Linked DNA regions of Homo sapiens: region 2 is linked to region 1. A link is an interaction called in ENCODE POLR2A ChIA-PET data of the cell type or tissue named here. Cell type or tissue: GM12878. All regions are shown on one strand.

Region 1 (5,000 bases):
GTGAAAGCCTTTTCAGTGTGTTAGGGAAGAATGGCTATAAGAGTGAAGAAGGCCGTGCACCTGCTGCTTTCTTCCGAGTGCTCCAAGTGTCTTTTTCTTTCTTTTCTTTTTTCCTTCCTTCCTTCCTTCCTTCTTTCCTTCCTTCCTTCCTTCCTTTCTTTCTTTCTTTTCTTTTTTCTTTGACACTGAGTCTCACTCTGTCGCCCAGGCTGGAGCACAGTGGGGCGATCTTGGCTCACTGCAACCTCTTGACGGAGCTTGCAATCCTCCTGCCTCAGCCTCCAGGACAGATGGACAGATAGAGTAGCTCGGATTGCAGGCATGTGCCACAATGCCTGGCTAATTTTGTATTTTTCGTAGAGATGGGTTTCACCATGTTGGCCAGGCTGGTCTCAAATTCCTAGCCTCAGGTGATCCACCCCCTTGGCCTCCCAAAGTGCTGGGATTACAGGTGTGAGCTGCCGTGCCCAGCCCCAAATGCCATTTTTTAAAGATTAAAATAAATAAAAGTAACATTTATTTAAGTGATTCATGAGAAACAAAAATATTCACTGTGCAAGATTCACATGGCACAGAATGGTAAAAGAAAACAAAAGTCAGAAAAAGCCTACTTCCAAACATTACTAGTAACACCTTGGTGTATTTTCCTCCATAATTATTTTTTACATCTATCTATCTATCTATCTATCTATCTATCTATCTATCTATCTATCTATCTATCATCTTTCTCTATTTCTATCTGTCTGTCTGTATCTATCTATCTATCTCTATATCTATTTATCATCTATCCATCCATCCTTTTGATCATCCATTCATCCATCCATCTACCTACCTACCTACCTGGCTATCTGTCCATCCATCTACCCATCCATCCATCTATCCGTCCATTCATCCATTCATCCATTCATCTATCCATTTATCTACCTACCTTCCTGACTATCCATCCATCCATCCATCCATCCATCCATCTACCTACCTACCTGTCTGTCTGTTCATCCATCCATCCATCCATCCATCCATCCATCCACCCACAAAGTGGCATCATAGTATACTTAATGATTTTCAATCTGCCTTTTCCCATAATGACATGGGCAAGCATTTTTCATGTTATTTAACATGCTTCTATAACATCTTTCCCTATTTTTATTTCATCTCCTAAAATAAATGTATAGCTTTATGAACTGTAATAAACAAACACCCTTGTAACCACTACCTGGTTCAAGATTGAGAACTTCCACAGCCTCCTGAAGACTTCCCTGTTTCCTGCCTAGTCACCAAGGCTCCCCACTCACTCCGCAAAAAATAACCCACTATCCTGACATCTGTGGCAATTGCTTCCTGGCATTTCTTTGTAGCTTTATCAATCAAGTGGACATACTTAGACACTATAGTTTAGTTCTGGCCATTTTTAAAAATTGGGGTGTCTTTTATATTGTTTTAGTCTACAGTTTCTCCCTCCATCTTGTTCTTTTCCTTAAAAGCAGCCTGTAGCCAGGCATGGTGGCTCACTCCTGTAATCCCAACACTTTGGGAGGCCGAGGCGGGTGGATCACCTGAGGTCAGGAGTTCAAGACCAGCCTGGTCAAAATGGTAAAACCCCATCTCTACTAAAAATACAAAAATTAGCCAGGCGTGATGGCGGGAGCCTGTAATTCCAGCTACTCAAGAGACTGAGGCAGGAGAATTGCTTGAACCCGGGAGGCAGAAGTTGCAGTGAGCTGAGATCACGCCATTGCACTCCAACCTGGGCAACAGAGTGAGAAACAGTCTCAAAAAAAAAAAAAAGGCAGCCTGTAGGGGATCACTGGTCAATGCCACTTGACGGTAGAATTTCCCACAGCCTGGATTTCACCCAGTGCAGTTCCATATGCCCTCTGTAATTCCTGCAAATGACTCTTTTTAATGGTCACACCGTGATTTGTAACCAGTGCCTTACAATTGCCCAGCTTACAGTTCTGAATCGCTAGAATAGTTACCACTAAGATGAACATCCTTGTGTATATTTTTTGTATGTTTGTGGACGCCTTGTTCTCATGGGGCCCATCGCCCTCCCCTTCCCTGATCCCCCTGGGTTGGGAACACCGCTGTCTCCCCTTCAGGTCAGCCTGCCCAGCACTTTAAAGCTAGGTCAGCATCCTCAGCTGCCTCGCAGCCAGGGCCGCTGCCTGCCAAGTCACTCCATTTCCTCACACTCTGTGTCCCACCCCCATCTGAGTCTGACACACTCTTGCCCCCTGGAGACTTCTTCCCGTGTGGGCCAGCTTCTAGTCCTTCCTTCCCCACACACCGTATTTCTGAGGTCCCAGACTGCTTTGGGCATGAATCTACCCAAAATACAACATGTATGTTTTTGTTAGTATGTGGTTGAGGTATTTACATATTTAAAAAAACACAATGCAACCAATGCTATTTCTGGCACACACCAGATCTGCTTAACCCACCTCTAATTTCGACTGCAGCTGGGGCGGACATTTAGGGTTTTTCCAAGGCAGCTGGAAAGTCCGGAGAGTTGACTGTCTTGGGGTCAACTTTCAGCCAACAAAGGTGTTGGGAGGTTGTTGGGGAACCAGTGGACAAATGTCTCTCTCTGTCAGCCGTCCTTTAGAGACCGTGGAGACCAAGGGAAGATTTCCCCTTCCCGCCTTGAAGGTTCACTGAAAAATCAATTCAGAAAGTCAGATTAATTGGAGAAAAGGCACACAAATATTATTCACAGGTACATGGAGGCTTCAGAATGAAGACCCAAGTCTACAGGGGAAATTGTCCATTTTTAAGTTTAAATTCAACCAAGTATGGACAGTCATGTGGAAATACGAGTGGACAAAAAGGGAATGATCTAATGCTAACAGATGGAGTGGGGAAAGCCAGCAGGGCCTGTCTGTCTAGATTCTTCTTGCCCTTTCTGAACAGCGCTCCTTCCTTCTGAGTATGGGACAGGACCTCCTCTGGAATGGGGATCTTATGACCTACAAGCCAAACAAAGTAAGTCAGATAATTTCTTTATGGCCAGTTTTTACATAGAAAGCAGAGGGAAAGTTGGAGTAATATTTTTAAGGTTTTATGGTTGGCTTCGGGGAAAAGGGGTTCTGGTTTCTAGGAACCACCTTAGGGAAGAAGGATTCTAGTTTCTATGGCTAGCCTTGGGGGACAATGGGACTTAGAGACAGAAGGGCAGGAGAAAGCCAGCGAAAAAAATTTTGCCTCGGTGGCTTAGGCCTGTAATCCCAGCACTTTGGGAGGCCAAGGCAGGCGGATCACCTCAGGTCAGGAGCTCAAGACCAGCCTGGCCAACATGGTGAAACCCCGTCTCTACTAAAAATACAAAAAATAACCAGGCGTAGTGGTGACATCTGTAATCCCAGCAACTCAGGAGGCTGAGGCACGAGAATTGCTTGAACCCAGGAGGTGGAGGTTGTAGTGAGTCGCCAAGATGGCGCCACTGCACACCAGCCTGGGAGATAAAGTAAGACTCTGTCTCAAAAAAAAAAAAAAAGAGAAAAAGAAAAAGAAAAAAAGAAAAACTTTTGCTTCTGAGGCCTTCATTTTGGGCTCTTGTTTTCTGATCCTAGCAAGACACAGTTCTCAGTGCATTCTATAAAGTTCCTTGGGCTGGGTGCGGTGGCCCATGCCTGTAATCCCAGCTCGTAGGGAGGCAGAAGTAGGAGGATGGCTTGAGCCCAGGAGTTCGAGACCTGCCTGGGCAATATAGTGAGACCCCATTCTCCACAAAAAGGAAAAAAAAAAAAGACAAAAAAATGAAATAAAGTTCCTTGGGGAGTCCCCAGCTAAGGTCAACCCTCATTTGCCCAGTCCAATAACACACCCTTTCCTGGCACTGCTCCTCCCCTGGCTCATTCCTCCTTCTCCCTTGCTCCAGTTTCCTGGTGTTACTAAACTCCCAGTCCCCAAGTCCTTGTCTCAGGCTCTGTTTTGGAGAAAGCTCAAACTAAGACATGAAGGGTGGTATCTAGTGAAGTCACAGCCTACTGACTAAGCTAACCAGAATCCTCCAGAAGTGGGCAGCTGACAAATTGCAACAGAAAGGGCCGAAACTCACCAGACATCTAGGGTCAGGAGAATCTGTTCTTGGAAAATAGGCTGCCAGTGAGGTGCCCATCTCCTGCCCCCTGAACACAGGATTTGAACCTGAGAAAGGGGACTTGTCATTTGTCAGGGACCATAGAAGTATACTTACTTTAACTGCTCCCAGATGATGGCACATAAAGTTGCCTGGGGGAGACCTAGAACTAGAGGAAAGAGACCGAGGAACATCACCTGTGAGTCCACCTGTAGTAAGTGGGCAGAGGAGAGTGGCCTGACAACATGAGGCTCAGGGAAGTTGGTCTTTTTAAGTGCTTTTTTTTTTTTTTAGTTTTTGTGTTTCATTTTTGAACTAGTTTGTTTGTTTGTTTGTTTTTGTTGTTTGTGTTTTTCTGTTTTTGAGATGGAGTCTCACTCTTGTCGCCCAGGCTGGAGTGCAGTGATACAATCTTGGCTCACTGCAACCTCTGCCCTCGGGTTAGGCTGGGCACGGTGGCTCACGCCTGTAATCCTAGCACTTAGGGAGGCCAAGGCTGGAGGATCACGAGGTCAGGAGTTTGAGACCAACCTGACCAACATGGTGAAGCCGTGTCTCTACTAAAAATACCAAAATTAGCCCGGCGTTGTGATGCGTGCCTGCAATCCCAGCTACTCAGGAGGCTGAGGCAGTAGAATCGCTTGAACCCAGGAGGCGGAGGTTGCAGTGAGCTGAGATCGCACCATTGCACTCCAGCCTGGGCGATAGAGGGAGACACTATCTCAAAAAACAAAACAAAACAAAACCTCCACCTCCTGGGTTCAAGCAATTCTCCTGCCTCAGTCTCCTGAATAGCTCGGATTAGAGGTGCCTGCCACCAAACCCAACTGCTTTTTGTATTTTTAGTAGAGACCAGGTTTCACCATGTTTGCCAGGCTGGTCTCGAACTCCTGACCTCAAGTGATCTGTCTGCCTTGGCCTC
Region 2 (5,000 bases), 870 kb before region 1:
CAGAAATATATACTGAAGTATTTATGGATCAAAGTATATGATGTCTAAGATTGACTGTAAATTCCCTACCAAAAAAAAAGTAAAATGCAATTGTGAGTGAGGGCTGAGCAGCAAAATGCTGATAATTGGTGAAGCTGATTGATGGCTATATGGAAATTTACTGTACTGTTTCCACTCATATACATCTGAAATGTCCATGATGAAAAATGAAAAATAAAAATCCAGGTCCTTTTGAGTCTATCACTTCAAAGCCTGCCCTTAATTTCTGCTCACTTCCAAAAAAAGAAAATATGCTTTATAGCTTCCAAACAATTTTCTTATCTTCTTTAATCTTCAATATAACTCTGTAAATTAGGAGTATTATTCCTATTTCAGACTTAAGGAGAGAGATCTACAACTAGTAAATAGGATCAGATCTCATAGCTAAATCTTATAGTACCAATAACGTTCTTCTAATACAGCAATTAAGGTTGCACACCAGGCACTGTGTGCATACCCATACTCCACCCAGTGCCAGTACTTTTTCTCAGATTCATTACTATCTCATAATCCTGGGACTCTGAGCTTCCTGGGAGGACTAAGCATTATCCCATTCAGTCCATGAAAAGACTTGTGTACTCAACAGCTTGATTAAAAGAGGCAGATTTCAAATTTGCTCAGCCATCAATCTTCCTTGCCAAATTCAGAAACTAACATGAATTTGATATACAACTTCTCAGTGATCTGACAGTCTGCCAATCTCTGCTCTAAAGTGAACTCCTTGTGCCTCCATTTCCCTAAATGTAATATTCCATTGTTCACCTACATTATACAGCCATCACAGGGACCAAAGTTCAGGTATATGAACTCTGAGCTCTAGAAATAAAGGAACAATAATACTGACCAACTTCAAAAGTCAATGTTGTATAGTTCTAAAACATTTACCACAAAACTGGCAGAACAAAAAAATCACAGTTAGTACTTATTTTTAAGATACCGTATTTTTAAAAGCTTCATCACGATGTTTGCTATCTGTTCTTCTATGCTAACCCTGGCATTATAAGCTCATTCACAGCTTACTTCAAAAACAACCGAAAATATTCACACCAAAGTCTTGAGATTTTATTCTCTCCAGCTTTTAATCATCAAAACTGCAACACTTTTCCCCTCTAGTTCACTATCTTTGTGAGTTATTCAGAATTATTTAACTCAAGAGTTACCCAGTATCCAAAACTTCATTAGGTTAAAATTTAGGTTGCCTAAGCTATACAGAAGCCTATGATTAGATGCAATGTTTAATGAGTTTCAGATTTACTTGAACTATAAACATCTTAAAAATGAACTGCCTCCATCTTAACTTTTACAAACCAACCACTTATTTATTAGATCACTACCTAGCTGTCTTAAATTGTACTTATTTCCATTTAGGCTGACTAAACATAAGTAACCAGTTACAAACTCCATTTTCATATTAAGGGCCAATATATCTAGAGAAGGATCTATTCTTTACTCAAACCAGTATTATTGAAGCATACTAAGAAATCTTAGGTCTGGTACAAAACACACCTTTGAGCCTAAATGTCAATTTATGCTTGCTGAATTAACTGGCAAAACGGGCTTAATAATGGCATACTAAAACAAGCATGGTAAGAAAAAAATAGAGACAGAGCCCTTTAGGACAATTACTAGTCACTATATGTCAACAGCACTATATTGGTTAAATTAAAATCATAAACAAAATGCTGATCTGCCCAATAGGATATTGTGAAAAATCCTGGCACCTGGAAAACTGCAAAGAACAGGAAATTCTGCAGGTGCAGTAAGAAACATCTTACCCATGACCCAGAAATGCCTCAGAATTTATTACACAACCTGCTGCAGAATTCTCACTTTTCAAGTGGAAATGAACCATGAAGTCACACAATGCAAGGCTGTGATTTTATTATTGATGTAATCAACTGTACCCTTTCAAGTTATGCTAAAGTTAACTAAAGAAAGCAGATGTTTTACACAGCGCTAGTTATGTCAGAAGTTAAGAGAATCTGAATACCAAATAAAATTTAGGACTGCTTCATTCAGCCACATGCACATGTGGAGAGTCTGTTGTGAGGCAGGCACTATACTTCTCAAATAGGATGCACTTAATGGACCCTTAGGACAAGAAATAATTCAAATTAGACATGAAAATTACAAATCAGGTCACTTGGTCACCTCACTATTCAATGCAAGAACTAAAAGCTATATTAAAGATTAACACAACTTTCAGGCTCAAATCACCTAATTATCTACATCACCATTAATCTGGCCTTATTTACTTTACTTCTATTTTAACTGACACATACATTAAACTTACATCTCTCAATAAAGTTTTCTAAAATTAGACTCGATTCACTAGCCTCTTAGAATTACTAGTCAGAAACAGTTTCTGTAGCTAAACGAATTTTGAAAAACAACCAATCTTCCAATAAAAGGACCTATGCAAAACAAATGAAAACAGAAAAGCAGTAAAATGGGTAACAGTGTCCAAACATGTTACCTAAGAGAGTAAACTATTAGAGTAGATCACGTAGCAAAGAAAGATCACTATCGGAGCTGGGTATCACCAAGCTCAAGGCAAATTAATGTGTAATAAAGCAACCTATGCTGAGACAGGAGGATCGCTTGAGCCCAGAAGTCCAAGATCAGCCTGGGCAACACAGCAAGACCTTGAGACCTGGTCTCTACTAAAAGTAAAAAAAATAGCCAGATGTGGTGGCACATGCCTGTAGTCCCAGCTACTCGAGATGCTAAGGCGGGAGGATCACTTGAGCTCTGGAGTTCAAGGTTACAATGAGCTATGATCACACCACCACACTCCAGCCTGGGCCACAGAGCAAGACCCTGTCTCAAAAAAAAAAAAAAAAAAAAAAGGCAATTTGCTATTTACATTTTTGCTGTGTCAATCATGACCAACACCTGGAAGGCTCTTTACAACTTGTAAACCAAACACAACATTAAGAAAGCATTTAAAAATCATTCCCCCTCAAATAGAGCATTACCTGTCAAAGCATACGGAAATACCAAATGATGGGTAATTATTTGATAACTAAAACTTGAAAAAGGAAGGAGTATTCAGTAAATCAGAACAAGGAAGCTTGACGTCACTAGCAGAAGGGATAGCTCTATTTTTCTATTCCAGTCACTCAGTCAGTAATCAATTTTCTGCAAAATACATAGGAAAATGTATTATGTTTATTATTTCTGATATAAGAATTGAATTTGGCTGGGCGCGATGGCTCACGCCTGTAATCCCAGCACTTTGGGAGGCCGAGGCGGGTGGATCACAAGGTCAAGAGATCGAGACCGTCCTGGCCAACATGGTGAAACCCCGCCTCTACTAAAAATACAAAAAATTAGCTGGGCGTGGTGGCGGGCACCTGTAGTCCTAGCTACTCGGGAGGCTGGGGCAGGAGAATCACTTGAACCCGGGAGGCGGAGTTTGCAGTGAGCCGAGATTGTGCTACTGCACTCCAGCCTGGCGACAGAGCGCCACTGCATTCCCCACCCCCAAAAAAAGAATTGAATTCACTGAGCCAAAGAAGGCCTCTGTCTCTGGAAATTCCTGCTTAGAAACAATCTTGGGCTATAGCTAGAACCCAATGTCTCTCACAAGCTTCTGCTCAGGCTGAAGAATTCAAACCAGCACTAACACTTAGCTGAGAAATTGGAAAGGTAAGCAGACAGCAAAGAATGAACAAACTTCAATTTGCAGACATCTCTTTCACATAAGTTTCATCTCTATCCAACTTTCACACAACAAATTAATCCACCTAATGGTAAATTACGAAGTACTAACATTTGACCAGTCTAAAAACCACAGGGGAGAAAAAAGAAACTAAGTAACATCTATCCCCGTATTTACGTAGCTCCAGTCTTCCCGAAAGACTTAAACTTGTTTTATATAAACCACCTTGATTCTCATGGGAGATGGATAGAGTCAGATTTCTAGAGAAGAAACCAGCACAAAGGGATTAAATATCTTGTCCAGCAAGTCACCAGCGAAAATAAAACCAGAACCCAATTATTCAGCCTACAAAGCCTAAATAACCTGCTTTCCTTGGTTCGTAAACTTAGGATATCTAAAGTGCCTACAAATTGTCCCAATTCATAGAATTTCACTGAACAATACATATAATCCGAACACTATACCAGAATTGAGTATTCTGAGCAAGAAAGTAGTGCGCACCCCAAGTCAATAAAATGAACACAATGGACTTAAGAAATATAAGGAGGAAACAATGGCTATGTTGGAGAGAACTTTCAAAGCTCACTCTATTCATCTTATATCCTACTGCTCAAATTCTCTGCCAAAAAGCAAATGAGGTCAGACATGCTCCCTATATTATATTGTATACATATATCAAATCTCAAAATACTCAGAGTTTCAATCGAAGGGACATTATACTCTAAAAATCTTTCCCTCCAAAAATAAAATCTTACAGTAATGCCTTCAGAGCATTCTTTTGCTGCCATGACACACTTCAAATTTGGATTTTACGAATCATTTGCTTCCAGGTTTTTTTTTTAATATTTATATTAACGGATTCCGATTACTTAAAATTTGGTGTTCTGCTCCGCCCTCATTATGTTTAGGCAAGATTCCCACTTCCACTCAAACTTATTATTCGAACATACAATGGCTGCATTAAGATACTTCCTAAATCGACAAAAGAAGAAAACTAATCAACCCAGAAAGCTCCCAAGCTACCAAAGCGAACCTTTTATTTGAAATCATACTAGGTACCACACTACACATTACGTGAAGCCCACAGAGTGATAATTGAAGTTATTTCTGCAACATGATGAAATTTATTTCTTAGCAAAATCTGACAAGACTTAATTTTCAACTGTCAAAAGGGAAATCGTTTTCCAAGATTCTAGGAAACCTTGCTTACTGAAGCAGTCTCAAAGTAGTTTGCTTAATCCTTTCAAACCCCTAAGAATCTAACACAAGCCACAGAACAGTGAATGAGACTTGCACT

What was found. Peaks named below come from ENCODE experiments on the same cell type or tissue, not always from the same donor. Only the 100,000 strongest peaks of a DNase experiment are listed, where the experiment ranks them.
Region 2: POLR2A ChIA-PET joins it to region 1 with 7 read pairs; 1 of 35 experiments calls an interaction of 5 or more read pairs at or near these places.

Annotation. Positions count from the first base shown.
Region 1 is chr9:124,135,246-124,140,245 of GRCh38, forward strand. No RefSeq gene overlaps it. Among named protein-coding and RNA genes, the nearest start is that of NEK6, 120 kb to the right of the region's middle. RefSeq lists enhancers at 2,367-2,596, 2,687-2,736. In GM12878, no CTCF peak of the experiment used is centred here; DNase peaks (open chromatin) are centred at 1,946 and 2,376; H3K4me3 peaks cover 1,653 bases; H3K27ac peaks cover 3,364 bases.
Region 2 is chr9:123,260,659-123,265,658 of GRCh38, forward strand. The region is part of intron 1 of STRBP (spermatid perinuclear RNA binding protein); the gene reads right to left. Among named protein-coding and RNA genes, the nearest start is that of STRBP, 5.4 kb to the right of the region's middle. In GM12878, no CTCF peak of the experiment used is centred here; no DNase peak of the experiment used is centred here; H3K4me3 peaks cover 1,560 bases; H3K27ac peaks cover 578 bases.